Linked DNA regions of Homo sapiens: regions 1, 2, 3, 5 and 6 are each linked to region 4. Evidence: chromatin contacts called from ENCODE Hi-C or POLR2A ChIA-PET data. All regions are on one chromosome and are shown on one strand. The core of a region is the stretch at or near the end of the contact, and the rest is flanking DNA. Distances in the headings are between cores, read along the strand shown. Region 1 holds the start of BANF1 (barrier to autointegration nuclear assembly factor 1). Region 2 holds the start of RBM14 (RNA binding motif protein 14). Region 3 holds the start of CFL1 (cofilin 1). Region 4 holds the start of SF1 (splicing factor 1). Region 5 holds the start of STX5 (syntaxin 5). Region 6 holds the start of RBM4 (RNA binding motif protein 4).

What was found. Hi-C counts contacts between places; a loop is a spot of excess contacts on that map. ChIA-PET counts read pairs that join two places held with the same protein, here RNA polymerase II (POLR2A). Pooled maps may share reads with other maps.
Region 1: a pooled map shows a loop between it and region 4 (10-fold over the local background). The contact joins the promoter of BANF1 here to the promoter of SF1 in region 4. A Hi-C loop is called at or near these places in 7 of 50 pooled maps. POLR2A ChIA-PET finds 5 or more read pairs at or near these places in 2 of 52 experiments (CD8-positive, alpha-beta memory T cell and T-cell).
Region 2: a pooled map shows a loop between it and region 4 (14-fold over the local background). The contact joins the promoter of RBM14 here to the promoter of SF1 in region 4. A Hi-C loop is called at or near these places in 1 of 37 single-sample maps with no recorded cell type and 7 of 50 pooled maps. POLR2A ChIA-PET finds 5 or more read pairs at or near these places in 1 of 52 experiments (activated CD4-positive, alpha-beta T cell).
Region 3: a map of A673 shows a loop between it and region 4 (12-fold over the local background). The contact joins the promoter of CFL1 here to the promoter of SF1 in region 4. A Hi-C loop is called at or near these places in 1 of 168 maps with a recorded cell type or tissue (A673), 4 of 37 single-sample maps with no recorded cell type and 8 of 50 pooled maps. POLR2A ChIA-PET finds 5 or more read pairs at or near these places in 6 of 52 experiments (CD4-positive, alpha-beta T cell, CD4-positive, alpha-beta memory T cell, CD8-positive, alpha-beta memory T cell and 3 more).
Region 5: a pooled map shows a loop between it and region 4 (8-fold over the local background). The contact joins the promoter of STX5 here to the promoter of SF1 in region 4. A Hi-C loop is called at or near these places in 1 of 37 single-sample maps with no recorded cell type and 9 of 50 pooled maps. POLR2A ChIA-PET finds 5 or more read pairs at or near these places in 6 of 52 experiments (CD4-positive, alpha-beta T cell, HepG2, WTC11 and 3 more).
Region 6: a pooled map shows a loop between it and region 4 (13-fold over the local background). The contact joins the promoter of RBM4 here to the promoter of SF1 in region 4. A Hi-C loop is called at or near these places in 6 of 50 pooled maps. POLR2A ChIA-PET finds 5 or more read pairs at or near these places in 2 of 52 experiments (B cell and activated CD4-positive, alpha-beta T cell).

The regions. Positions count from the first base shown.
Region 1 is chr11:66,001,145-66,005,575 of GRCh38, forward strand. It overlaps BANF1 (barrier to autointegration nuclear assembly factor 1), which reads left to right and starts at 1,359. Exons shown (of 3, transcript NM_003860.4): 1 at 1,359-1,426; 2 at 2,091-2,229; 3 at 2,482-3,005. The coding sequence starts at 2,107. The coding sequence ends at 2,628. It overlaps EIF1AD (eukaryotic translation initiation factor 1A domain containing), which reads right to left and starts at 1,013. Exons shown (of 6, transcript NM_001242481.2): 1 at 766-1,013. RefSeq lists enhancers at 711-1,080, 2,088-2,894 and a silencer at 1,381-1,720.
Region 2 is chr11:66,613,700-66,618,094 of GRCh38, forward strand. RBM14 (RNA binding motif protein 14) reads left to right here and starts at 2,931. Exons shown (of 3, transcript NM_006328.4): 1 at 2,931-3,358. The coding sequence starts at 3,022. It overlaps RBM14-RBM4 (RBM14-RBM4 readthrough), which reads left to right and starts at 2,931. Exons shown (of 2, transcript NM_001198846.2): 1 at 2,931-3,358. The coding sequence starts at 3,022. It also overlaps the pseudogene RNU4-39P. RefSeq lists enhancers at 2,407-2,516, 2,881-3,814, 2,947-3,176.
Region 3 is chr11:65,856,930-65,860,582 of GRCh38, forward strand. CFL1 (cofilin 1) reads right to left here and starts at 1,251. Exons shown (of 4, transcript NM_005507.3): 1 at 1,168-1,251. The coding sequence starts at 1,170. It overlaps MUS81 (MUS81 structure-specific endonuclease subunit), which reads left to right and starts at 3,504. Exons shown (of 16, transcript NM_025128.5): 1 at 3,504-3,653. RefSeq lists silencers at 817-1,216, 2,627-2,706 and enhancers at 823-1,363, 1,297-1,346, 1,737-1,806, 2,367-2,456, 2,977-3,026 and 2 more.
Region 4 is chr11:64,777,111-64,781,876 of GRCh38, forward strand. SF1 (splicing factor 1) reads right to left here and starts at 1,432. Exons shown (of 13, transcript NM_004630.4): 1 at 1,252-1,432. The coding sequence starts at 1,282. RefSeq lists silencers at 577-886, 1,147-1,546 and enhancers at 1,209-1,810, 1,787-1,896.
Region 5 is chr11:62,829,345-62,833,673 of GRCh38, forward strand. STX5 (syntaxin 5) reads right to left here and starts at 2,707. Exons shown (of 11, transcript NM_003164.5): 1 at 2,610-2,707; 2 at 1,675-1,918. The coding sequence starts at 1,899. TEX54 (testis expressed 54) reads right to left here and starts at 3,497. Exons shown (of 1, transcript NM_001395459.1): 1 at 2,977-3,497. The coding sequence starts at 3,406. The coding sequence ends at 3,032. WDR74 (WD repeat domain 74) reads right to left here. Exons shown (of 11, transcript NM_001369450.1): 10 at 4,274-4,329; 11 at 3,567-3,787. The coding sequence ends at 3,608. It overlaps STX5-DT (STX5 divergent transcript), which reads left to right and starts at 2,890. Exons shown (of 2, transcript NR_135084.1): 1 at 2,890-2,973; 2 at 4,219-4,329. RefSeq lists enhancers at 2,618-2,707, 3,078-3,147, 3,168-3,217.
Region 6 is chr11:66,637,138-66,641,830 of GRCh38, forward strand. RBM4 (RNA binding motif protein 4) reads left to right here and starts at 1,566. Exons shown (of 4, transcript NM_002896.4): 1 at 1,566-1,615; 2 at 2,563-2,986. The coding sequence starts at 2,575. The region is part of intron 1 of RBM14-RBM4 (RBM14-RBM4 readthrough); the gene reads left to right. RefSeq lists enhancers at 1,017-1,730, 1,495-1,864, 1,731-2,442.

The DNA.
Region 1 (4,431 bases), core at 109-2,608, 1.2 Mb after region 4:
TACAACAGAATGGGACAATACAATGCATGTCATGTAAAAGTAACTCCGGCCGGGCGCGGTGGCTCACGCCTGTAATCCCAGCACTTTGGGAGGCCGAGGTGGGCGGATCACGATGTCAGGAGATCGAGACCATCCTGGCTAATACGGTGAAACCCTCTCTCTACAAAAATACAAAAAATTAGCCGGGCGTGATGACGAGCGCCTGTAGTCCCAGCTACCCGGGAGGCTGAGGCAGGAGAATGGCGTGAACCCGGGAGGCGGAGCTTGCAGTGAGCCGAGATCGCGCCACTGCACTCCAGCCTGGGCGACAGAGCAAGACTCCGTCTCAAAAAAAAAAAAAAAAAAAAAGTAACTCCTATAATCTTAAGTACTAGTGTAATATAAAACTATACGCATGCTCCAGAGAAGTCATCCTGGCAACCTCTCTGGAAGGAGTTTGAAATAAACCGTATCTTTCTCAACACGCTTGTACACCCCAAGTCTAGCATAGTCACACAACAGAGAAGTTCAGTCTGGCAACACACTACAGCCGGAGACAAACTAGGTGGCCACCGTGATGGTTCAAGCCAGGAACTAGTTAATTAAAGGTTGAGGTGAGCAGGCTTGTCTGCGACATTTGCATATTTCTGACTTGCGTACTTAGAAGACGAAGGCCAGTACCCTTAAGACTGATGGTTTCCGAAAGAAACACTGTCGTCTCTAGTTGCTGTCCTCCTTCCTCCTCCCTGTCTATCCCGGAGAAAAGACCCTCAGAGAAACACCCACACTTAGTCTCTGGCCCTCGGCTCCCAGGAACGCTGCCGGAGCAACACCGCCGTCTAGGCTGGACGCTGAGAGAGGATCGTCCACGACTCACTTCAAGGCTGAACCAAGAAAACACAGTAAAGGAACTTGCCGGCGGCCGCGACGGTAGCGTCAGTTAGAAATCAGGTCTCCAGTGTTCCCAGTTCCCACCAGTCCAACTGCGAGGAGTGCGACGTGAGTCTGAGTCTGATCCCTCCGAAAACCGTACTTCCGGCGCTGTCTCGGAGGCCTCCCGTCCCCTCCCTTGTCCGTCTTCTAACTCTTCCCCACGCCAGGTCCGTCAAGCCTAAGTCCTTGAGTTCCGGGTCCGGGCAGCAGAGAAAGGAAGTCCTCTCCCTGGAGGCCTATCTCCCTCAGAACTGCGCGAGAAGCGAGACCTTAGAAGGCAGGGCTTCCCGCGAAGGACCGGAAAGGAGCGCCTACTAAGGACGCCGTCGAGGTCCGGGGCGCCTCAACTCTATAGCTCTAACTGGCTAGAAGTGCCCAACGTGGAATGTTTCTTTTTTAAAGGCGGCTCTTGAAGCGACCCGGAAGCGGAAGTGGAAGAAAGTTCTAGTGGCTTGAGGTATCCGCAGGAGCGGCCGGGTGGCGGGAGGAACCGTTACGGGAACTGAAGTTGCGGGTGAGCGCCAGCCGCGGAGCAGGGCCCTGATTGGAGGCCAGAGGGGTTGCGGGGAGAAGGGGAGGAGAGGGGTCGCAGGCGCTGTGGCGGGCCCTGGGGGAGAGCTTGGCCGCGCTGCGGGGAGGGGGCGGGGTGCAGCGCGTGGGAGCCGGGCCGCGGGAAGGGGCGGGCCGCAGCGGCGCGCGGTGGGGGCGGAGCTGGGGCGCGGCGTGAACCCCGCGGGCGGGGAGCGGGTGTGCGCAGCGCTAGGTGTGCGCTTCGCCCTGTAGGTAGAGAGACCCTTTGGTTAGCTTTCCACGCCAAGTGGCCGTTCCAGGCAGGCAGTGTCGTCTTGGTTCAGCCAAGGTCACAGAGGGAGTGATAGCTTCCGCGCAGCCCTGGCTACGGACTCTGGGCATCTTTCCACTGCCCCGCTTGCGCCACCTGTTAGGCAGGATCGTTTTTCCTCTGGGGCAAGATCAAAATCCAGGTCCTGCAGGAAGAAACTCCTCTTAAAAATAGTAGGGAAGAGTCTCCCTGGAACTGTTTTCTCCTTTCAGGATGAGGGGGATCGAGCAAGCCACTGTAACCCCTGGCTTGGCTTCCTCTTACTATGAGATTGCTCGTGGGCCCTTAGAAGTTCCAGGTCTTCAGCCCTAATCTGCCTTTTTTTTGGGATTCCTAGATTAAGCCTGATCAAGATGACAACCTCCCAAAAGCACCGAGACTTCGTGGCAGAGCCCATGGGGGAGAAGCCAGTGGGGAGCCTGGCTGGGATTGGTGAAGTCCTGGGCAAGAAGCTGGAGGAAAGGGGTTTTGACAAGGTGTGGGGTGGCTGCGTGTACCTAGTGCAAGCGGGGGGTGGAAGGGAAGTGATTCCATCTGCTGGGGGATGGACAGTAAGGTATAATCTGAAGAGGCTGCCAGAGCCTGGGCACCTGGTGGAGAGGAGAGGGGGGCAAAACCCGCGCTGCTTCCTGGGCTTGTGTGCTCTGAATGGCACAGGAATGGCTGTCTTGCTCTTATCTCTCACTGAGCACTGAGCAGCACGCTCCTTCCTTTTCCCTGTTTTGCAGGCCTATGTTGTCCTTGGCCAGTTTCTGGTGCTAAAGAAAGATGAAGACCTCTTCCGGGAATGGCTGAAAGACACTTGTGGCGCCAACGCCAAGCAGTCCCGGGACTGCTTCGGATGCCTTCGAGAGTGGTGCGACGCCTTCTTGTGATGCTCTCTGGGAAGCTCTCAATCCCCAGCCCTCATCCAGAGTTTGCAGCCGAGTAGGGACTCCTCCCCTGTCCTCTACGAAGGAAAAGATTGCTATTGTCGTACTCACCTCCGACGTACTCCGGGGTCTTTTGGGAGTTTTCTCCCCTAACCATTTCAACTTTTTTTTGGATTCTCGCTCTTGCATGCCTCCCCCGTCCTTTTTCCCTTGCCAGTTCCCTGGTGACAGTTACCAGCTTTCCTGAATGGATTCCCGGCCCCATCCCTCACCCCCACCCTCACTTTCAATCCGTTTGATACCATTTGGCTCCTTTTTTGGCAGAACAGTCACTGTCCTTGTAAAGTTTTTTAGATCAATAAAGTCAGTGGCTTTCATGACTGGGCTTTGTGCACTGAAAAGCAAGTGGGCTGGGAGTTGCCTCTCCTTCAGGGACTGACCATGTTTCCCTCACTCCTTATCAGTAGAGACCGAAACTGGCAGCTTCCCTTCCACTCCCAGAGGGCAGCCACCCTAGCCATGTAGGCCTCAGGCAGGTGACTTTTGTCTCAATCCCCGAGTGATGTGGGAGAGGGTGTGGGTGGATCTTTTCCTGGGAGCCAGATGGACTGTGCTCCAGATGTCAGTTAAGTCAACAGCTGGGCTAGGCAGCACCTGGTGGAAAAGTCAGTGGGAGTCAGAGGTACCAGACAGGGTGGGCCGGATGTGGGTGAGAGTTCACCTGCCAGTCATCATCTGCTCTCCCGGCCTCTGTAAGGGTGGGCAGGGTGCTTGCCATCTTCCATGATCTCTTAGGGAGGAGAAGGAGCACAGGCATCACAGCTGGAAGGATGTGAGGGGAGTACACCTCAGTACATTTTAGTCCTGTTCTTTTTGTTTACTTTTTAACTTAATAGGGACAGGGCCCTGCTCTGTTGCCCATGCTGGCCTTAAGCGATCCTTAAGCCTCCCAAAGCGCTGTGACTATAGGTGTGAGCCACCATACCCGGCCAGCCCTATTATTTCTTGAACACTTAGTATGAACCAGGCTTGAAGCTAAAATCTTTGCAAACATTTTTTTCTTTCACAGTAATAAATATTTTCTCCTTTACAGGTGAGGAAATTTGAGGCTCAGAGAGGCTAATTTGCCCATGGACTTGCTCCTGGGAAGTAGCCAGACTGGAACTCAAACTAGCTTGGAAACCCAGGGACCCGGCCATGTGTTCCTTGGTCATGTGGCTTAGCCTCTCTGAGCCTCAGTTTCTCCACTTGGAAAATGAGGTGGTTGTAGGGAAAGGATATTTGCAGCAGTATAAACAACAAAGGACTATTTCCATAGCACATACAGAATTGCAATCAAGAAAAAAGCGGACTGGCTGGGCGCAATGGCTCACGTTTGTAATCCCAGCACTTTCAGAGGCCGAGGTGGGTGGATCACCTGAGGTCAGGAGTTCAAGACCAGCCTGGCCAACATGGTGAGACCCCATCTCTACCAAAAATACAAAAATTAGCCGGGTGTGGTGGTGCACGCCTATAATCCCAGCTACTCAGGAGACTAAGGCAGGAGAATCGAACTTGGGAGGCAGAGGTTGCAGTGAGCCGAGATCACGGCCATTGCACTCCAGCCAGGGTGACCAGAATGAAACTTTGTCTCAAAAAAAAAAAAAAACAACAGAAAAATGGGTAAAAGATCTAAGACGGCCACAGAAGAGGGTTCCCTCCCAGTAAATAAGCACAGGAAAGGTGCTCCATATTGCTAGTAATAAGACATCACATGCCATTAACACCCACCTGACTGGCAAACACTTTTAAGTTGGACAATACCAA
Region 2 (4,395 bases), core at 1,681-4,180, 1.8 Mb after region 4:
TCACCGTGTTGGCCAGGCTGGTCCCGAACTCCTGACCTCATAATTTGCCTTCCTCGGCCTCCCAAAGTGCTGGGATTACAGGCATGAGCCACCCCGCCCGGCCGCCGGCTAATTTAAAAAAAAAAAATTTTAGAGATGGATTTTGGTCGTTGCCCAGGCTGTCCCCAACCTTCTGGGCTGAGGCGATCTACCTGCCTCAGCCTCCCAAAGCACTGGGATTACAGGCATGAGCCACCACACCCAGCCTACAATTAGTTTCACCTGTTTCTTTTCACCTTTTAAAATGCAGCTACTAGAAAAATTAAAAGCACCTATGGGTCTCACTGTGTTAACGTAAGACCCCACCTGCCGGGTGGGGTGACTCACACCTGTAATCCCAGCACTTTGGGAGGCCGAGGCAGGCGAATCACAAGGTCGGGAGTTCGGGACCAGCCTGGCCAACATGCTGAAACCCCTACTAAAAATGCAAAAATTACGCCGGGCGTGGTGGCGTGCGTGCCTGTAATCGCAGCTACTCGGGAGGCTGAGGCAGGGAAAACTGCTTGAACCCAGGAGGCGGAGGCTGCAGTGAGCCGAGATAGCACCACTGCACTACAGCCAGGGTGACAAGAGTGAAACTCTGTCTCAATAAATAAATAAATAAAATGGCTATCCTTACTGGGTAGCTAGGGGTTTGCTGATATCCTGTTCTGGGAATACTGCCAGCAGTTTGGATTTCAGGAGATACCAGAGTAGTGCCCCTTTTCTTTCTTTCTTTCTTTCTTTTTTTTTTTTTTTTTGAGACGGAGTCTCGCTCTGTCGCCCAGCCTGGAGTGCAGTGGCGCGATCTCGGCTCACTGCAAGCTCCAACTCCCGGGTTCACGCCATTCTCCTGCCTCAGCCTCCCTAGTAGCTGGGACTACAGGCCCCCGCCACCATGCCCGGCTAATTTTTTGTATTTTAGTAGAGACGGGGTTTCACCGTGTTAGCCAGGATGGTCTCCATCTCCTGACCTCATGATCCGCCCGCCTCAGCCTCCCAAAGTGCTGGGATTACAGGCGTGAGCCACCTCGCCTGGCCCAAGCACATGCCATTTCAATGGCCTTGTGCTACACAACTCCCACCCTCCTATTCTGCTCTCTGTTCCAGGTTCTGGCCATATTGGGCTCTTTTTTTTTTTTTTTTTTGGAGACAGAGTCCTGCTCTGTTGGCCAGGATGGAGTGTGGTGGCGTGATCTCAGCCCACTGCAACCTCCACCTCCTGGGTTCAAGTGATTTTAATGCCTCAGCCTCCTGAGTAGCTGGGATTACAGGTGCCAGTCATCATGCATGGCTAATGTTTTGTTTTCAATTAGCAATAATTGCGCCTCGGATAAACCTCATTGGCTATGATACTGCCACTGCGCAAAGCTAATGTTTTGTAGTTTTAGTAGAGACAGGGTTTTACCATGTTGGTCAGACTGGTCTCGAACTCTTGACCTCAGGTGATCCGCCCGCCTCAGCCTCCCAAAGTGCTGGGATTACAGGCGTGAGCCACCGGGCCTGGCCCATACTGGCTCTTGACTCTTCCTTGAACCAGATTTGCTTCTGCCCCAGCACTCTTTGACTTGTACTTTCTGGCCGGCATGATCTTCCCTCAGAGGATGGCTTAGTTCCCTTGATTACTCCAAGTCCTCATCACCATCTAACACGCTTATGTTTTACTTATTTCTTGCCTGTTTCTCCCCACCATAAGATCCAAGAAGGTTGGGATTTCTGTCATTTTTTTTTGTTCACTGCTATATTCTTGGTGGTGTCCACATGGTAGGTGCTATTTGTTGACTGAACACGTAGGCAAATATTTCCCTGAGTTTGTCACATGTCTATGTTTTTGATGTTGTCTGCCATGCAACAATCTTATTTACATACTCAAATCTGTTTAAAAAAATTTTTGAGACGGAATCTCACTGTCGCCCATGCTGGAGTGCAGTGGCGTGATCTTGGCTCACTGCAACCTCCGCCTTCCGGGTTCAAGTGATTCTCCTGCCTCAGCCTCCCAAGTAGCTGGGATTACAGGCGCGCACCACCACACCCGGCTAATTTTGTATTTTTAGTAGAGACGGGGTTTCACCATTTTGGCCAGGCTGGTCCTGAACTCCTGACCTCCGGTGATCTGCTTGCCTTGGTCTCCCAAAGTGCTGGAATTACAGGCGTGAGCCACCGCTCCCGGACTAAAATTTTTTTTAAGGCTCAACTTTTGCTTCCTGCAGAATTAATTTTCTCGTTTATTAAACTGTTTATTATGAAAACCTTCAACATACAATAACGTCATTCCATTATTTCTTGACTGGGAATTCCATCAGGGCAGAGGCCTTTGATTTTTCACCGGCTGCCAGGACCTCAGCAACCCCAGGGAATGTTTCCAAAGAATCAATTAATGGCACGAGGGCTTCTCCGGGGCCTGCCTCAGGTCCCCTCGCGGTGCTCAGCACAGTCCTGGGAGCCGTTTGCCGACTCAAGGCGCCTGTCCTGGTTTCTCCCGCCAGGCCCGGCCTTCCCCCGTACACTCACGCGGCAACCCCCAGGCGCGGGTTTGGACAGGGCTTCCAGAATGGGAGGAGCCCTGACTTCCAATTGTACAAAGTTTTCCTGGGAGCCCGCCGGTCCCAGCCCCACCCGGGCCAGAGACCGCCTTACAGACTAGGCCTCTCTGCCGCCGGCGCCGCTCGCGCGCGTTCTCCTCTCTTCAGCCCTCCCTCTTCTTCCCAACCCCCTCTCCCGCCACGGGCTGTGGCGGTTGGTCGTCCCTTTCCCACCCCCTCAGCTAACGAGCGGGCTCTAGGCCCTCTGGGATTGGCTGTGCCTGAGCACATCTTCCCTCAGCGTTTCTGATTGGTCGCTGGACGCGCGGGATGCGAGTCCCCATTGGCTAGGCCAGGGCGCCTGCGCGGCGGGGTTCTCGGTCGCCAGCCATTCCTGAGGAGGACTGCCGGTCGTTCGGACGTCTTGCCTGTCGCTGGAGGAGAGGTCCGGGCTCTCCAGGAAGGTGGCTGCGGCGACAAAATGAAGATATTCGTGGGCAACGTCGACGGGGCGGATACGACTCCGGAGGAGCTGGCAGCCCTCTTTGCGCCCTACGGCACGGTCATGAGCTGCGCCGTCATGAAACAGTTCGCCTTCGTGCACATGCGCGAGAACGCGGGCGCGCTGCGCGCCATCGAAGCCCTGCACGGCCACGAGCTGCGGCCGGGGCGCGCGCTCGTGGTGGAGATGTCGCGCCCAAGGCCTCTTAATACTTGGAAGATTTTCGTGGGCAATGTGTCGGCTGCATGCACGAGCCAGGAACTGCGCAGCCTCTTCGAGCGCCGCGGACGCGTCATCGAGTGTGACGTGGTGAAAGGTAACGCGGAGGCGCGCTCGGGGGCGGGGGCGCGCTCGGGGCACTCTGCCTGTTAGCCACGCCCCTTACCCGGGGGTCGGTCACTGCGCGGTTGGGAGGGGTGGGGAAGTGCGCGGGAGCAGGTCGGAGGTGTTGGGGGCGCGTTGGGTAGAGCCACCCTCCTCCCCTGCGGTCCAGGAACCGTCCACCAAGTAGGAGGAAGCGGCTCTGGGTGGGTGCGGCGGCCACTGCGAGCCAAGCTACGGGGCCGGGGACGCGCCTGAGAGCCTTGCGAGTGTTCCGGGGGCGCGCCTTCTCCTGGTCTCCTGGGCCTGGCACCCAGCGGAAATTGGGAAGTGACGGGCACAAGCCGGATCATGAAGCGGGGAAGATTTCTCCACTTCCCCACTTCCTCTCCAGACGTCGGTCAGAGCAAGGGAAGAGGGAAAAGGTGGGGGCTGACGCCCCAAGGCCGCCCTCCTGTTCCCTCCCGATGAATGTGCTCAAGCGGAAGGTAACGGGGCCCTTGGACGTTTCTCGGGCTGGGGTCTTTTAGTCTTGTCTGGCATGGGTCTACTCATGGGCACAGTTACACGTGGGTACGAGAGGGGCCCCTTCCGAATCACTTTGGCCTTTCAATATTAGGTAGGTTAGGCGTGGCAGCTCTGTGCTTTTCTCCTCCCTCAAACTTGGGGTTTTTCTTTGGGCTCGATTTTACATCTGTCAACTGGAAACCCCAGCCTTTTGCATGTGCAAGAAAGCTTGTTTTATGAAGTCCCCTTCTGCGTAGTCTTTACATGCCAAGCCAGTGCCCTAGGGCAGTGTCATTCTTTTATAAGCTTGGTGACTTTGCAGGGGGGCATACTCTGGCTGAGGGGGTCCTGGGGAGGGGTCTGTGAGAGCTCTTCATTAAACAGTGGCTAAACACGGTTTACTGAATCAGTAGTAGTCATTGCTTGAGTAGTCTGATTCTCAGGGCAGATCCCGGTGCCTTTTCTTCGAGAAAAATGTGTCACCATAATTTAAGCCTGACTAGGGACCCAGTTGACTTTTTCATA
Region 3 (3,653 bases), core at 1-2,500, 1.1 Mb after region 4:
CTCTGCGTCGTGCTTCGGGGTGCCCGAGCCAGGAGAGGGAGGGGCAATCCAAGGTAAATCTGGTCCCCCAAACTCCCCGGAACTGCAGAAGAAGCCGGCCACGTGACTCGGCCGCATCCGGAGTGGGCGGGGACAGGAGATCGGCTGGGCCCGGCCCCCTCACCAATGCAGAAACGCGTATCCGAGAGGCAGCAGCATCTCCAGGTCCCTAACCCTGTGGAATCGCCCTAAAACAACGGGTGTATCAGACCCATCTCCTGCAGGCAGGAGCCTGGGCAAGCTACATAACCTTCGGTTTTCTCAGCCCTCGGGCCGTATACAGGGGGCGGGGTGGTTTCCGGGCGGTGCCCGCCTGGGTCACTTCCCTAAACTCGGCTCCACCCTCACTCAGGCCCATCCGGGAAGGCCTCGCTGGCCCAGGGCTTCGGCACCGGCGGCCGGGCCTGAGCGTGCGCGCACGCGCCGACAGACAGCGCCGTTCCAGCCCTCGCCCGATGCACGGGTGAGAACGCAGCTCGTTAGATGCGCTCCCGAACGGGCCGCGGTCTCTGCGATGCCCCCTCCAAGCCTTGCGGTGCAAGGCCTTAATCGCAGGCACCCACGCCCCAACCGGGACCCCGTCTTCCCAGCATCACCCCTCGCCGCGCCAGCACCCGCCCCTCCCGGGCGCAGGCATCCCTGCCACCTGCTCCCGAGACGGACCCGGCTGCCGAGGGAGGGTGACGCGCAGACAGGAACAGCCTTGGGTGGGGCGCGCGCGCCGAGACCTCTCGCGCGCTTTTTCCTCGCCGCCCCCGGGCCGGGTTTGGACGCCGCATGCTCCAGTCGAGAGCGCGCCCCTAAGAAGAAAGGCGCGACGCCGGCCGTTCCGCGAGGGGCGCCCCAGCGCGCGCCCCGAACCCCTCCCCCCGCGGCCGGTGTCCGCGCGGGCGCACCAGCGGGTGGGGGAGGGGAGCCCAGGCGGAGCGCGAGCGACGTCCAGACCGGCCCTCCCCGGCGCCCACGGGCGCGCACGCGCATTCCGGCACCGCCCGCCCCTTCGTGCGAGACCCTCATCCCGCCCGGGGCGCTGGGGGAGGGGGTGCGGACGTCGCTCCCCAGTCGCTTCCCGCGCGCAGGCGACCGACCCGCAGCCGCCTCCCTCAGGCGCCGTGGCCTGCCGCTCACCATGTTTCCGGAAACGAAAAGGAGAGGGCACCGAGAGCCGCAGAAGACGAGAGCGCTGCAGCCGCTGCCGGGACCCGACTGAACGCGGCCTCTCCCGGCCCCTTCCGTTTAGTAGGAGCCGCACAATGAGGGGTGGGGCGGGCTTCCGGCGCTCCCACCGCGAGCCGACGGGAAATGGAGTCCGCTGGCCCTGCGCCGCCGCCTCGCTCGCTGGGTAACGGAGTCTTCCCGCCGGCCGGCTCCGAGCTGCAGTGCATGTAGGGAAATGTAGGCCCAGGTCCTGGGCGGCACCGCAGCGCGCAGCGCGAGCCCATTGGTCCAATTTCCCAGGAACCGCTCTGAGCCCGGCGAGGCGGCGCTCAGTAAAATGACCCGAAAACGATCCCCGACTAAGCGGCTCTTTATCCCACAGCAAAACGGCTTTCTTAAGACCCATCTGGTATTATCTGGATCCCTTGGCCTGAAATTTTTGAGTGAGGTTAGGGTTTTGCATTTCTGAATCGAAGCAACTATTGATTAGCCTGGAATCCCGACCTAAAGCAAAGGAAATCACAAGTATGAAGGCGTCGTCAGTCGGATAAACACTAGTACTCTGCATGTGTAAAGCCACTCTCGTCTCCTGAAAAAAGGCCATGTCCAACGTCAGTAAAACAAGAATAGGAGGAAAAGGCACAGGGGAAAGGTACAAGGAAATCTCTGAGAGCTTTGTTCTTGTTTAAAGATGTTTGGCAAAGTCATGAGGCGTTAAAGGGTAAAGACGAGGGTTTGTGCATTCAATTCAAGGCTTCTTTACATGCCTTTACGTGCCAATGAGAAGAAATAGATATTAAACCAGACTTGAACCCAGCTCTCGAGTTGATAGCCAGGTACATGGTTATTCTAACATCCGCAAAACTGAGACAAGTTCTGTGGTAGTATATGCCTTAAAAAAAAAAAGAAACGAGCGGGGGACTCCGGGATGATTTTGTTGTTCTAGAACAGTGACCACAGCCTCACACTCTGCAGGAAAAGACTGGGTCGCAAACAAGTCAGAGGCAAACCCAGAAAGGGAACTGGGGGCCCTAATCCTATAAACGGAATTAAGGGTGTAAACGGAGAGCGATGCCTGGGAGTGGGGTACCTTGCAGAGCATACCGGGGGTTGTAGTCGGGGACATTCCACAGCACCGCCCCCGCCCGGACTCCCGGCGCTCCAGGTGGAGACAGCAGCTTGACCCCGCCTCCCGCGAGCGACCCTACATGAATATGAGGCTAGCGCCCCCTTTTCTGAGCCTTAGAGTTTCCAAGAGCAACGGGGAGAGAGAGGGGGGCTTCGCAGTTACCCTGGAGACGCGCTCTCGCCCGCCCCCAGCCGCGGGATGCCCTAGATGTCCTTATTAGGACAAGAGACTCGAGGGGGCGGGGCCAGCCCGACAGCCGGCTTGAGGCTCCTTATAAGGCCGCGGCGGGCGGGAGGCGGGAGCCGGAGCCCATTGGTCCAATTTAGCTTGGCTGGGGCTACTGCGCCGTGGGCTAGGCACAGTCCTGAGGGGCGGGACTGGAGCTCTGGCGCCCACCTCTCCCTTCCTCGCAGGCTGGAGACCTGCGTGTTGCGACTTCCGGCATAGCAGCTAGAGGCCGGGTGCTGCTTCAAACCCTGGCGGGTCGCCTGTGTCCAACTCAGCTATACGTGTCTTTCAGGCTTCTCAGGTTGAAGCCCTTTGTAGGGTTTCCATCTTCAACCTCCCTGAGGGTCTCCCACTTCCGATTAGCCACAAAAATGACGAAGTGTTCTCCCCTCTACCTGTGTCTGGGCTTCTTAACCCGCAGCCTGCTCCTCCGCTCCCAAACCCAACCGCGTGCCCATCTCAGGCCTCCCCAACTGCCAGGATGCCCAAGCACCTCTTACTTACAGTCCTCCTTCCTCTAGGCCTCTGACCCCCGACATTCCGAGTTCTATTTTGGGCCTTCTCGGCACGTCCCCGACTTCCTCTCCACCACACACTCTTTGCCCTGTATCCCGGGGATGAGGATCACCATTTCCTCCAAGGGTCCTGCAGCTCCTCCTGCCTTACCTTTGTGTCCTCATCCCCGGCACCCATTTCTGGGTGTCCCTCCCACCAATACGTTTGCACCCGTTTGTCTCCTAGCCCCCGCCTCTCCTGGACTCTTTTCAAGACCAGTCTCCATCTCCAGCCTCCTTCAAGCTTGAGGCTGAAGCTGACAATCTTAAGAGACCTTAGAGCCGCCAAGCTCAGGTTAGTCCGTTAAGCGCCGCCCAGCCAGTCCTCCCCGTCACAGGGGGCGCTGTCCGCCTTCCTCTCGCCTACACAAAGACCCCGCTCTCGAATCTGGGGTGACAGGAAGGAGCCGGTCCAGGCTCCGGGGGCTGGGAAAGGGCGCGTCTCAAAGGCTGGCTGGAGTGGAGCCAAGGGAAAAGATCGTTAGAGACAGCGCCCCTGACCAACCACTTAGAGCAGCGCAGGGGTGGGAGGGCGGCCGCAGGCT
Region 4 (4,766 bases), core at 182-2,681:
TGGGAAAAGCCCAATTCTTCAACAAGATCACCTTTGTCTTCATAAGTTTAGCCAAGATCAGCATTCAGTTTTCCTGGCCAGTTGGACACTGAGGGTCTGAACTCTTAAAAGGATCTATCAAAAATTCAACAACCTATACAATAGCAGCCAAGTTCTCCTTTCCCCGTACATAGGCAGAAACTCCCTACATTTGCCACAAAAGAGTCCTTCTATTTCCCAAGGGGTACAGGATCAGAGGGAAAAGCTTTTTAAAACAAAGCGACAGGGCAGCCGATCAGACTGAGATCTAAACATACTGAACAGATTTAAAAAAAAAAACAAACTAAAATTCTCTCCCCAAAAGAGACCAAGAAAGATCAGACCCAACCATCATCTGAAGCATGCCAACCTCTCCCGGATGAAAACCCTGCCTTGCTGTAGAAGCAGAGGAGCTATCCTTGGTACGGTTCCCATTCTGGTTCCTCAAGACCAGAAGGGAGTCGCTGCACGTCATCAGGTGAGGCTTTCACGCCCTGCTGGCATTCACAGCTAGCACCCCGTCCAGCGCTGAACACCCGCCACCCCTGTTCCCGACACCAGCGGACTGGACAGCAATAGTGGGCCCCCAGTCTATACAGTTGCGCCGCACAGCCCGGCCACCTCACTGCGTCTGCGCACAGAGCGCCTCCCGCCCGCCCAGCCCTCCCCCCACAGCGCGCGTGCGCACTCGAGGCCCTAGAACCAGGCCGCGCGCGCCCAGGGGCGCCTCCGCCCGGGCCTCCCCGTGCGCGCACGCGCGCCCCTGCCGCGTGCAGCCGCCGTCGCCGCCGCCGCGCGCCCCTCAGGCGGCCGGGCCCGTCCGCGCGACGCCTCTCGCGCTCTCTCGGCCCGACTCACCTCCTCCGCCGCCGGCCGGGCCCGGCTGCTGGTCCTTACGCGGCGGCTGGGGTGGCGGCGGCTGCGGCGGCGACACGCGCTGGTAGAGCGGCGGCGGAGGGGGCGGCTGCGGCGGCGGGTACGAGGCGCCGGGGGACGGTGGCGGTGGAGGCGGCGGCGGCTGCTGGGGAGGCGGAGGGGGCGGCGGCGGAGGCGGCGGAGGCAGCGCCGCGAAGGGGAAGGCCGCGGTCAGGGCCCCCATCGAGCCCACGGGCGGGGGCGGCGGCGGCCCGGGAGCCAGCAGCCCCGCCCCAGGCCCGGGTGCAGGCGGAGGGCCCGGCTCGAAGCCTCCTTTGGGCCCGGGGAGCGGGGGCAGCCCGGGGGGGCCCAGCTTACCCAACGGCGTGGCGTTCGCTCCGGTCGCCATGGCGCCCCCGGGGACAGGCACCGGCACCTGCTTTTCCTCTGCGGCGGCTTCTCCTTCGCAAGCCTCCCGGGGGGAGGGGACCCGAATGCGCTGCCGGAGCGCGCGGAGCCCGTCCTCTCACGCGGCGGGCGGCGGCGGCGCGAGACGCACAAAGAGGGAGGAGAGAGGGCACCGCGGGGGCGGGCCGGGGGCGGCGGGGCCGGGGCCTGGATTGGGCCGGGCCGAGGCGAAGGGTCGAAATCGGCGGCCTCCGATTGGCGGAGCCTCAGTCCTTCTTGATGCGCGCTGGGATTGGCCGAACCGTTAGGCCAAGCGAGGAAATGGCGGCGGAGTTCGGTGGGCTGGGAGGTGTCGCAGCGCGCACTTCATTTGTTACTGCGTGAACTGAGCTCCGAGTCCAGAAAGGAGGGGATGGGGTGGGGCGAACTCTATGACGGAGCGACGGCGAGCTCTCTCATTGGCTGCGGTGGTGGACTCAATCAATCTCGCCTGCGTTGTAGTGTCGCGGGATTGGCTGTCGCTGGTTCCAGCCTTTTTCTACTCCCCTCCCCCAGGGGGCAGTTTCTCCGGGATTAAGCGAGAGTCGCGGCGGAAAAGGCCCAGCCGGAACGAGATTTACGGCGGGGGAGTCCTGGAGCAGGAAGTGCGCATGCGTAGATGGAGCAAAACCGCCTCTCCACCCGTCTCCCTTCACCATCGACCCTTGGGTCCAGCAAGGAAGCCCTAAGTGACGTCAACCTTTGTTCCCATGGTAACGCAGAACCTTGGGGCGGGAGCAGGGGAGGGGCTGGCGCGCGCCGGAAAACCGGCTCAGTTGACGCTGCAGGTAAAAAGACTTCCTGTTTTTTTGGAAAAAAAAAAAAAAAAAAAAAGTGACCCAAAAAGCTACGAATAGAGACGACTTATCGAAGGATTTAAAACAGTATTTGAACTGATGCAACAACATATTAGATGAAAGGTAACAGAAGGTTGTCAGTTCAAAAATTACAAATACACACTTCTATTGGAATCTCCACGGAGTTCAGAGGATTTAATTAAATGATCTTAAAATCGTATAAAACAATAACTACGGCCGGGCGCGGTGGCTCACGCCTGTAATCCCAGCACTTTGACAGGCCGAGGCGGGCGAATCACAAGGTCAGAAGGTCGAGACCAGCCTGACCAACATGGCGAAACCCCGTCTCTACGAAAAATACAAAAATTAGTTGGGTGTAGTGGTGCACTCCTGCAATCCCAGCTTCCCAGGAGGATGAGGCAAGAGAATCGCTTGAACCCGGGAGGCGGAGGTTGCAGTGAGCCGAGATGGGGCCACTGCACTTCAGCCTGGGTGACAGAGCGAGACTGTCAAAAATAAAAATAAAAATAACTACTACAGTACTGGGAAAACTTTACAAGACGGAGCAGGAGCTTGCCTTTCCAGATGACAAACATAGTATATAAAACACAATAGGCCAGTGCCAAGGCACTGGGAGGCCAAGGCGGGGGGATCACCTGAGGTCAGGAGTTCGAGACCAACCTGACCAACACGGTGAAACCCCCGTCTCTACTAAAAGTACAAAAATTAGCCGAGCGTGGTGGCAGACGCCTATAATCCCAGCTTCTCAGGAGGCTGAGGCAGGAGAATTGCTTGAACCCAGGAGGCGGAGGTGTAGTGAGCTGAGATCGCACCACTGTACTCCAGCCTGGGCAACAGCATGAGACTCCGTCTCAAAAACAAAAAACCACAATAATAAAACAATATGATATTGTTGGTAGGAAAGACACATTAGTGCAACAGAATCCGGAAATACCACAAATGTAGTATTTTATTTCAATCAGGAAAAGATGATTTCGTTGATAAATGGCGTAGAATCTTAAATTTAAACAACAAAACATTTAGAATATAATTTAGGAGACTATAAGGGTATTCTAGGGGTTGAGAGACTGCAAAGACAGGAACCTCAAACTGTAAAAAGATATACTTGATTACCCCGAAAATTAACACTGATAAAAGTCAAGAGACAATGATAGATGAGGAAAAAATATTTGCCATACATGATAAAGAGCCAATACCTGTAATATACAAATACATCTTAAAAACTAATTAGAAAAAAGGCAAAAACAATAGAAAATGAGCAAAAAATAGGAATGGACATGTCTCAGAAGAACAAATCCAAATAGCCAAGAAATATGAAAGGGTGCACAACCCCTCTGCTGTGGTTTTTTAAAATAAATAGAAAAGATGTTGGAACCCCCACAACACTTGAAACCTGGAGAGAGAGGTGACTGTGATCTCAGCCATGTATGGTTATAATTTTTTCTGAGATAATAAATTAGACCTGCTTGTTTTTCTTGTTCTGTACAATTATTGGAGAGAATTAAACATGGGACAAAAACCTGCTGCCTTCTTAATGACCCTTCTTATAGATAACTTCCCTTTTGTTGTCCTGCTTTACTTAGACCAGATGACAGCAAACCCATGACTATTACACCCTCTGTAAAAAATGTTAAATGTATGCCTCCCAAAAAGAAACACTGCTTACAACCAAATTATTTATTATTATTATTTCAATTTGAGACAGAGTCTGGCTCTGTCGCCCAGGCTGGAGTGCAATGGCACAATCTCGGCTCACTGCACCCTCTGCCTCCCAGATTCAAGCGATTCTCCCACCTCAGCCTCCTGAGTAGCCGGGATTACAGCCACCTGCCATCATGCCCAGCTAATTGTTACATTTTTGTAAAGATGGAATTTCACCATGTTGGCCAGGCTGGTCTTGAACTCCTGACCTCAGGTGATCTGCCCGCCTCGGCCTCCCAAAGTGCTGGGATTACAGGAGTGGACCACTGCACTCGGCCTATAACCAAATTACTGTAAGTACGCACTGACCATATATGAAGAATGTAATCCTAAAACTCCTCTGCCTTTGTGTGTGTAAATGAAACCTTAACTTCTCTACTTCGAAACACTGACTCCATTCATTTGGAGTCGGTGTTTCCAGGTAGTCCACCCTCATGTTTTGTGCTTGAATAAACTATTGAAATTAGATTCTGACCCTTTTGATTACTTTAGGTGGACAGGTTTGAATGTGTCCCCCAAAGCTCATGTGTTAGAAACTTAATCTCCATCCAGGCGCGGTGGCTCCAACACTTTGGGAGGCCGAGGTGGGTGGATCACCTGAGGTCAGGAGTTCGAGACCAGCCTGGCCAACATGAATCTCCTGCCTCAGCCTCCCAAGTAGTTGGGATTACAGGTGCCGCCACTATGCCTGGCTAATTTTTTGTATTTTTAATAGAGACAGGGTTTCACCATGTTGGCCAGGCTGGTCTCGAACTCCTTACCTCAGGTGATCCACCCACCTTGGCCTCCCAAACTGCTGGGATTATAGGCGTGAGCCACCGTGCCCAGCCAGAAATCTCTATTCTTTATAAATTACCCAGACTGGGTGTGGTGGCTAATGCCTGTAATCCCAGCACTTTGAGAGTCTGAGGTGGGAGGATCTCTTGA
Region 5 (4,329 bases), core at 1,457-3,956, 1.9 Mb before region 4:
ACCCGGGAGGCGGAGGTTGCAGTGAGCTAAGATCGTGCCACTGCACTACAGCCTGGGCAACAAGAGCGAAATTCCCATCTCAAAAATAAATAAATAAATAAATAAATAAATAGCACTCCCAAATTTTTTTTAAGAGGAGCTGAGTGCAGTGGCTGACACCTGTAATCCCAGCACTTTGAGAAGATAAAGCAGACGGATCACTTGAGCCCAGAAGTTCGAGACCAGCCTGGGCAACATGGTAAAACCCCATCTCTACTAACAAAACAGAAATTAGCCAGATGTGGTGGCACATGCCTATAATCCCAGCTACTGAGGAGCCTGAGGCAGGAGGGTTGCTTGAGCCCAGGAGGTCAGATGTTGCAGTGAGATGAGATAGAACCATTGTACTCCAGCCTTGGTGACAGAGTGAGACCATGTTTCCAAAAAAGGAGAGAGAGAGGCCAGGTGTGGTGACTCATACCTGTAATCCCAGCACTTTGGGAGGCTGAGGAGGGCAGATCACCTCAGGTCAGGAGTTCAAAGCCAGCCTGACATGGTGAAACCCCATCTCTACTAAAAAAAAATACAAAAATTAGCCGGGCGTGGTGACGGGCACCTGTAATCCCAGCTACTCGAGAGGCTAAGGCAGGAGAATCGCTTGAACCCAGGAAGAGGAGGTTGCAGTGAGCCGAGATTGCACCATTGCACCCCAGTCTGGGCGACAAGGCAAAATTCCTTCTCAAAAAAAAAAAAAAAAAAAAAAGAGAGAGAGGAAGAGACTGGGCCTCGCTCAGCCTTCTAAGTAGCTGGGACTACAGGCACATGCCACCACGTCCAGCTTTTTTTTTTTTTTTTCCTGTAGAAACAGGGTCTTGCTTTGTTGCTCCTGCTGGTCTCTAACTCCTGGCCTCAAGTCATCCTCTGGCCTAGGCCTCCCAAAGTGCTGGAATTACAGGTATGAGCCACCACATCCAACCCTAAGTGATTTTGATACAAATTACTGATCTAGGGCCAGGTGTGGTGTCCAGACCAACCTGGGCAACATAGTGAGACACTGCCTGTACGAAAAAATTTTAAAATTAGCTGAGTGGTGCATCCATGTAGTCCCAGCTGCTCAGGAGGCTGAGGAAAGAGGATCCCTTGAGTCTAGGAGTTCAAGACTGCAAGTGAGCTATCATCACACCACTACACTCCAGCCTGTTGACAGAGTTGAAAAACAGATCTCAAAACAAAACAAAAACAACAAATTACTTATCTAGAAAATGTCCTTAATCTTACAGAGATAAAAACTAATATGTAACTAGATTAACTAATTTTCTCATGGTTACAGAGCAAACTTATGGTAGAAGTATATTGGAAAATTCAAGGTGCATGTTTCTCAGCTAAAGGCTCTTCCTAGAACTTGTTCCTTATTCACACCAATTATATTGCAGCCAAGTACTCTCTGAAGTACTCCCTCCAGAATAGCAATCCTGCCCTCCAAAGGATTCCTCACAAAAAAAAGTCTAAGTCCTTGCCCCTAGTTAGCCAGCCGACCTCTTCTCTGTTGCTTATAGCAGACCCTACAGGCCCCATCCAAGCCTATCAGTTCCATCAGGTACCCCCCAAAATTACTTCGGTTAACAGTGGTGGAGCACAGTCCTTCCTAGATTTGAGTAAGGCTCACTCCTCGCCTTTTCCACTCCAGGTCCTTACCTGACGGGTCTGCAGCGACTTGCAGGCAGACAGAAACTCCTGGGTCCGATCCCGGCAGGACATGGTGTCGGGAGGGGGAGGGACGAGGGTCACTGGGGGGGGCAGAGGGGCGATGTCGCTGCTGCTACTGCCAGCAGTTGCAGGGGACAGGACCTGTGTCTTTGAGAGACCCAGGTAGACACCCTGATCCGTGTTCTTAGACCCGTAGCGTTTCCGCGGGATCATTGAGACGCATAACCTCGGACTGTTGTGGAGGGGAGAGTGTCATTCCCCAGGCAACTTCTTTACCCAAACTCCCCCGCCCCACCCCAATCAACAAATCCCCGAGCCCCTTCTGCACTTCTCGTGGACTTTCGCGCCCAGGACGCTCGCAAATCCTGGGGCGGACCAGCAGCGGAAAGGGCCCCGCTTTTCCCCTGTCCCAAGTCGAACCCGCTTCAGACTCTTCTTCCAACTTGGCTCTGGCGGCCAGAGCGCGGGCCGGGGACCCTGAAGCAGAGACAGGGCCAGAGCCAACCCCGTGGTCCTGAGACTCCGGCCCGGCCCGTGTAACTGCCCCGGGCCCTAACCCAGCCCTTTCGTTTCCGCGGTTTCCTTCGGCCCCTCCGGGAGGGCCAGTGACGGACCTCCAAAGACTGACACACTTCGGTGGGCGGAGGGGGAAAACCTCTGGGTGTTTATTTGAAACAGGAAGTCCCACCCCCCGCCCAAGGTCCGCCTTCTGGAAGACTTCAACCACTCATTAGCTAAGGCCGACGTCTCTCTCAACAGAGGCTTTCCTGATTGGACGGCAAGGAATTCGCTCACCCGGAGCCGGGCCGGCAGGACTTGCCCGCTCGCCCCTGATTCCCTTCCCCCCGCCAGTCGTCGCCCCCGTAAAACCACTGCCCCAGAGCTGACACGGCGGCCAGATCCCCTCTTAAAGCGAATCTTACCTCCCCTCTGCCGCCTGCCGCCGCCGCCACTTCCAATCTCACCGGCCGTCACTGCCTCCTCCCCGAGCACTGAAGCCGCCGAAACCCGACCAAAGACTGGAAGCGGCCACGTCACCTACACGTAACCCCACCCCCAGTGACGAGGGGGCGGTCCCACGCGTTTCAAGCCCAGCGACCCGAAAGACACGCCCCACACCCAAACGCAAGAGCGATCCCGCCCTCCCATTGGCTAAGGCGCCACCGTGACCCCGCCCCAGAGTACTACAGCAGGCGCTCAGGGGGCTGGGCCCGCCTCCGGGAAGGAGCCTTAAAGAACCAGCTGCCCGGTGGTGTCCGCGCCCAGTCCCCCAGAGTGGTCGTGCAGGTATACGTTAGAAATTTTATTCTCTGGAGGTTGGGGCGGACTGAGAGCAGGTCTGGGGTCATCCCTTCTCCGGCTCCTCCTGGTTGCCTTCTCGGATCGGACTCTCCTGCTTCCGAATCTGGTCTGGTTGCCTCTTGCTTGGCCGCGAGGAGCCCCGACGACCGAACGTGGATAGTCGCCGCCACAGCACGGTAATCAGAAGGCTTTCGTTCGACTTGTGATTCGGATGGTCCGGGGAGTTCAAGTCGATATCTTCGGCGCCTGAGGGGACGACGAGGCCTCTGAGCTCACCCCTACCCTCGGGAAGCCCCCTCTCACACTCCCTGGGCCCTCTTTGTGTGTCTGTGGTCTCATCTTCCCTGCCGTCCTCAGACTCTTCCTCCTTGGACTGCTCATCAGACATCTCAAAGTCCTTGTCTTGGCAGCAGCCCATGGCCCCGCGTGGCCCTGGACTCCGTGCCACCCACGCCAGCCTGCCTGCCTCCAGGCCCGGCTTTTGTGACATCAGATATCCCGTCGCCCCAGCTCAGGCAGCCCCCACCCCAAGCTACCCCTCATTCCTTTCTCCCATCACAAAAGGCTCAGGGTCATGGTGGGTGTTCAGCAGTTTATTTACAAAGTGGGCACAGGGGCGTCAGGGGCTGGTGGACCCAGGCCGCTTCTTCTTTCTCCGTCTCGTTTGGAGAGCTCCTTGGGGCTGCTCCAAACCCGAGAGCTTCCGCTTGGCAGCTGCCTCCAAGGATGCCCAAAGTTCATCTGTCTCTGTGTCTTCTAGGGGCACCTTGTTGGGTTCTTGAGGCTCTTGGGGCTCATCCTGGTGAGTGGGAAGAAAGCTTAGGAGTCAGGGGGGCCGGGCACGGTGGCTCCCACCTGTAATCTCAGCACTTTGGGAGACCAAGGCAGGAGGATTGCTTGAGCCCAGGACTTAGCGACCAGACTGGGCAACATAAGGAGACCCCATCTCCACAAAAAGAAGTTTAAAAAAAAAAAAAAAAAAAAAAAAAAAGAAAAGTAGTCAGGGGCACAGGGACAAACCCACAGGGAAGGAGACCCTGGCTGAGAAAGAATCCCTCTGGGTACCACCACCTTTATTCCCTGCTCCTAGAAAGCAACCCCATCCATGCTGTTGGCAATAACCCTCTCAGGATTTTAACTGTTAATGCCTCTCAGAGAAATTAAGTGACCAGGCAGGTAAACAGATAGTCCCAAGTCTGCATTCCAGCTGCCTCCTTTTCCTCTCCATAGGGAGGTCCTCACATCTATGCCCTTGGCTCCCACATTCCCGGGCCCAACTGCTCACCTCCCAGTTGTCCCTGCCTGACAAGAGGAGGCAGTTCAATTGAGACTTGAGATAAA
Region 6 (4,693 bases), core at 316-2,815, 1.9 Mb after region 4:
CCACTCTTGTCTTGCCTCACTGCAACCTCTGCCTCCCGGGTTCAAGCGATTCTCCTGCCTCAGCCTCCTGAGTAGCTGGGATTACAGGGGCCTGCCACCACATTGGGCTAATTTTTGTATTTTTAGTGGAGATGGCGTTCACCATGTTGGCTAGGCTGGTCTTGAACTCCTGACCTCAGGTGATCCGCCCGCCTCGGCCTCCCAAAGTGCTGGGATTACAGGCGTGGGCCACCGCACCTGGCCCTCGTGTTGGGTTTTAAAACCCACTCTTTTTTTTCCCCCCCAAACTCTGACTTCACCTTTCTCTTTATGAAACCGTTCTCTTTTTGGGGCGGGGGTGGTGGTGAAGAAGCTGCTTTGGATGGTGGTGTGTGGTACTTGTGTCATCTTCACTCCTGATGATCCCTTTCCTCATAAACTCTGCACTGCTTTTAGCCTGTTTTGTTCGTGTTATAAGTTCTTCCATCCAGTCCCTGCACTCCACCTTTTAACCCTTTTCAAAAGCTGCTTCGCAAAGGGTCTTGACTAAAGTTGCTTGCTTAATGAATATGAAGCAGCCTAAGGATGAGAGAAAACGAGGCAGCAGCTGGACCCTCTGGAGAATGTTACTTTGTATTTTGTTTACAGCTGGTTGTGACTAAGCTCTGTCCTCTAAAGTCGGTTCTAGGGGATTAAAACAGCTCTGGCTGATGGCGCCCAATAAAATAAAACAAAAAAACCTTTGCTGCTCCAGTTTTTTCTCAGGGTGGGGTCGGGGTATACTTTAAATCTCCATGGTCTCAGAAAGGTTTCTTCATCGCGGACCCTGGGAGGCTGGTTCCCAGAGGGAACTTGTCCTCAGCGTCTCCTGGACAGTGCAGCCTCCTGCCGGGCCTACTTCTGGAAGGCCATTACAGAGGTCCTTTCACCACCTGTGAGAGGTTTGATTTTGGGGGAGCTCCGGGACTCTCAAGGCTACAGTGTGGACTGCTGGCCCAAGGAGAAGGTTGGTTTCCTGAAGTGGTGGGTGGTGGGTTGGGGGGGGTCTTCGTTGTTTTTCTTCCCTGGCATGTGCCTGCATAAGCTATTTCCACAGCGTCCTGGCCGCGAGGGGGGGTGGTGCTTGGGAGGTTAGAGGGAGACACCTAGAGTGAACGGCAAAATGGAGCGCGGAATACTGTCTGGCTGTGCACGTGGAGGTGGCGAAATGTGGAAGCTTAACGAAGTTGGCGCCATGAAGCTAAAGACTGCTACCCCGGGGCTCTAGCTCGCTCCGCCTAATGGCGGGCCGCACCCCGCCGGCGAAGCCCACGTTTGTAGGTCCGCCCTCACGCTGATCTCTTGCCCAATCAGCGAGTTCGGCTTCGCGAGGTTGGTGCCCATTGGCTTTCGCATAAAAGCTCCGAGGTTACAGACGTTTCCACCTCTTGCCGGCCTCTTAGGTAATTGGCGTCCGTGGTAACCAATCAGGAAGAGGATCTGAGGGAACGCCGGCCTTTTACTTTCTTGAGTGGCCAATCCGGTTGTAGGCTCACCTCCCCCTTCTACTCAGAGCACTGCTGCGGCCGCCGCCATTTTAGCGTTTTGTCAGAAGCGTCCGCGCCGCGAGGAGGAGGCCCTGCTGGTTTCTGTGCGGGTGAGACTCCGAGCCTTTCCACTGCCTTTCTTGTACTGTGTTAAATCTTCTCTCACTCCCTTGGGCTTCGGGGGTGTCCTGGTAGGTCCGCAGTCTCCACACCCGTCACTGAGAGCCGACCTCGGTCCTCGGCATTGCGCGGTAAGCCGGGAGCAGCCCTTCCCCCACCGCCCCCTGAGAATACCTTGCTTTTTTTCGCCCACCCTGTCCCGCGCCCGACATGGCTGCTCTTGGAGCCTCGAGATTTCCACTGGGATAACCCCCTTTCCCTTATATCTGACAGTTACATTCTCGTTTCGGGAATTTCTCGGGCCGTGAGACATCGTCTGGTTAATGAATCTGAAGCTCTTTTCCGCGGCCGCGCATTTCAGTGTTCGGCAGGAGCTAGGACGGTGCCCCGAGAGAGGCGTTCACCACTCCAGTATTTCCTTTATCTCCCACTCCTCGCTGTCTGATCCGAGTCGCGCGTTCATTACTTCCAAAGGAAACTCAAATGTAGCTATTACAAGGCCCATTTTCCCGGAAATGATGGCTGCTTTGGTTCCTACGTGAGGAAAAGCCTGTTGATAATTTCAGGCAGGCAGTCAGCAAGCCTAGTAGACTTTTGTTTTCTGTTGTCCTCCTAGTGGATAGAAAAGCCTAGTACCCCCATTTCTTCATATGCTGTCTTTCATGCCCATTTCTGTTGGAAGGTATCGGTTCTTACCAAACCCTTTGTCTACTAAGGACCTCCCTATTGCAGACGTCTTCTTATTCTTACAGGTTCATGGCGGCTACTATAGCAGGCCTTAGTTCACTCCCACTTCCATTTGATTATTGTGTGGAGGTGTGTGTGCAGGCGTGTGAGAGAGAAAACTGGAAATATACATTAGAGTGAAAGTCGTTGTCTTTTGTGAACGGATGTGGGCCTGAGGTCTTTTGTCAGATGTCTTGTTTTTCTCTCCCAGGCTCTTGTCAGGATGGTGAAGCTGTTCATCGGAAACCTGCCCCGGGAGGCTACAGAGCAGGAGATTCGCTCACTCTTCGAGCAGTATGGGAAGGTGCTGGAATGTGACATCATTAAGAATTACGGCTTTGTGCACATAGAAGACAAGACGGCAGCTGAGGATGCCATACGCAACCTGCACCATTACAAGCTTCATGGGGTGAACATCAACGTGGAAGCCAGCAAGAATAAGAGCAAAACCTCAACAAAGTTGCATGTGGGCAACATCAGTCCCACCTGCACCAATAAGGAGCTTCGAGCCAAGTTTGAGGAGTATGGTCCGGTCATCGAATGTGACATCGTGAAAGATTATGCCTTCGTACACATGGAGCGGGCAGAGGATGCAGTGGAGGCCATCAGGGGCCTTGATAACACAGAGTTTCAAGGTGAACCACCCTCTTTGGGTAGAGGGCTGAACACAAGGCTGTGTGCAGAAAATGGTTGGATAAGTAAAAGGAGAGGTTTGGTAAAGATAACAGCTGTTGGCTGGCTGGTGATGAAGAAATAAGTGTGGGTGATGGACTTCTTATGATGTAGAATGCATGGGACTTAGGGGCTTTACCTTAGGCAAATGTCTCCTGGAGAAAAGCCACTCACCTTTTATTTGGAGCCCCTACGGCTTTTGTGCTTATCAGTGCAGAAACCCTTTTCTTTGAAGGCTTTCTGAGTTACTGGGCCTTTTTTATTTTTTATTTTTTTGTAGTAGAGCACAGTTCAGAGTTCCTCACTCTGAATTTATTGCCCTCAGCACAGGATCAGAATTCTGCATTTTACGTGAAGAACCTCTCAAAAACATGTCAAGCGACACTTATAGGACCAGAATCCTTGTTAAGCTGTCCTACCTTACACAAACTCTTTAAAGGGTTACAGCTCTTGTTGCTTTTATATTATACCTGTACCAAGGGATTGTATTTTGAGTTTAAGGCCACTCTAGAATTACAAGGCTGATTTTAGGACTTCCTGGGGAGGAGGCACTGGGGTTTTAGGGGCGGTAATGACTGTCTTTTCATTGGTTTGGGGGGCTGGACTTTATAAGATTTTGGTGAATAGAGCACTTAGATTTGTGTTATCTTGGAGTCTTAACCAAATGAATCTTTTGTGCCTGGAGGGCAGCATGGGTGATATGTGGATTGTCACTTCATTTGGAAGCATCTCAAATCCCCAGCATTTTGAATGCCTACATGTTGCTCAAAGGAAATGCTTGTTAGAGCATTTTGGATTTTGAATTTTCAGATTTGGGATGCTAAAATGGTACGTAGAACGCAAATATTCCAAAATCTGAGGTCTGAAGCAACAGTGGCAGTTCAGGGGTGGTGATCATGGTGAGTTGCTATCTGAACTCTTCTTTCACCTCCTTTGGGTTCCCAGTGTCAAAAAGAGTGGTGTCCTTTTTTAGCTTAATTAAGCAGGACTGAACAAAAATAATAAAAAATAAAAAAAGCCTTATTCAAATTATGGAGTATTTCCGTGACTCCTTGCTATATTTCAAACCTGTGTTCTGACAGTGTAGTTTGCCGATTCTTTTTCTGGGTACTACCTTTGTTAAGAGTCATTGCTGCCTTTGGCGTCCATTTCCCTTAAATTGGGCTTTTTTAGAGCTGAGAGTCTGATCATTATTTCCCCTAGTAATGGGTGCCCTGTGTCATGGGCATTGCTGTGCGTTAGTAAAGAAAAGTGACACAGGTCTCTCAGGTCTAGTTTGCTTTCTTTTTTTTAATTGGCAAGTTGAGAATTATTTTGTCAACAACTTAATTGAGAGCAAAGGTTGCTCTTGTGGAGGGTTTATGGTGTGATACCTAATTTTTGGACTGTTTCCCACACTTCAGCCCAGTCAGAAGAGGTGGTGTCTGCTTGTAGCAGTTAGGTTTAAGGAGAGGACAGTGTGGTCTTGATTCAGGACAAATTATCCTTATATAAAACTCTGGGTGTCTGAACCCTAGGTCCCCTGACACTAACCTATGCTTAGTTATTTTTACCTTATTTTATGTAATATTGGCGTTTCTCATTTCTTAATACTGTTCTGGTAGAATTATAGATGTATATTGATGAGCAGTAGTTATTAGGGTGGTCTTTTTTCCTTTCCGTTTCTCAGT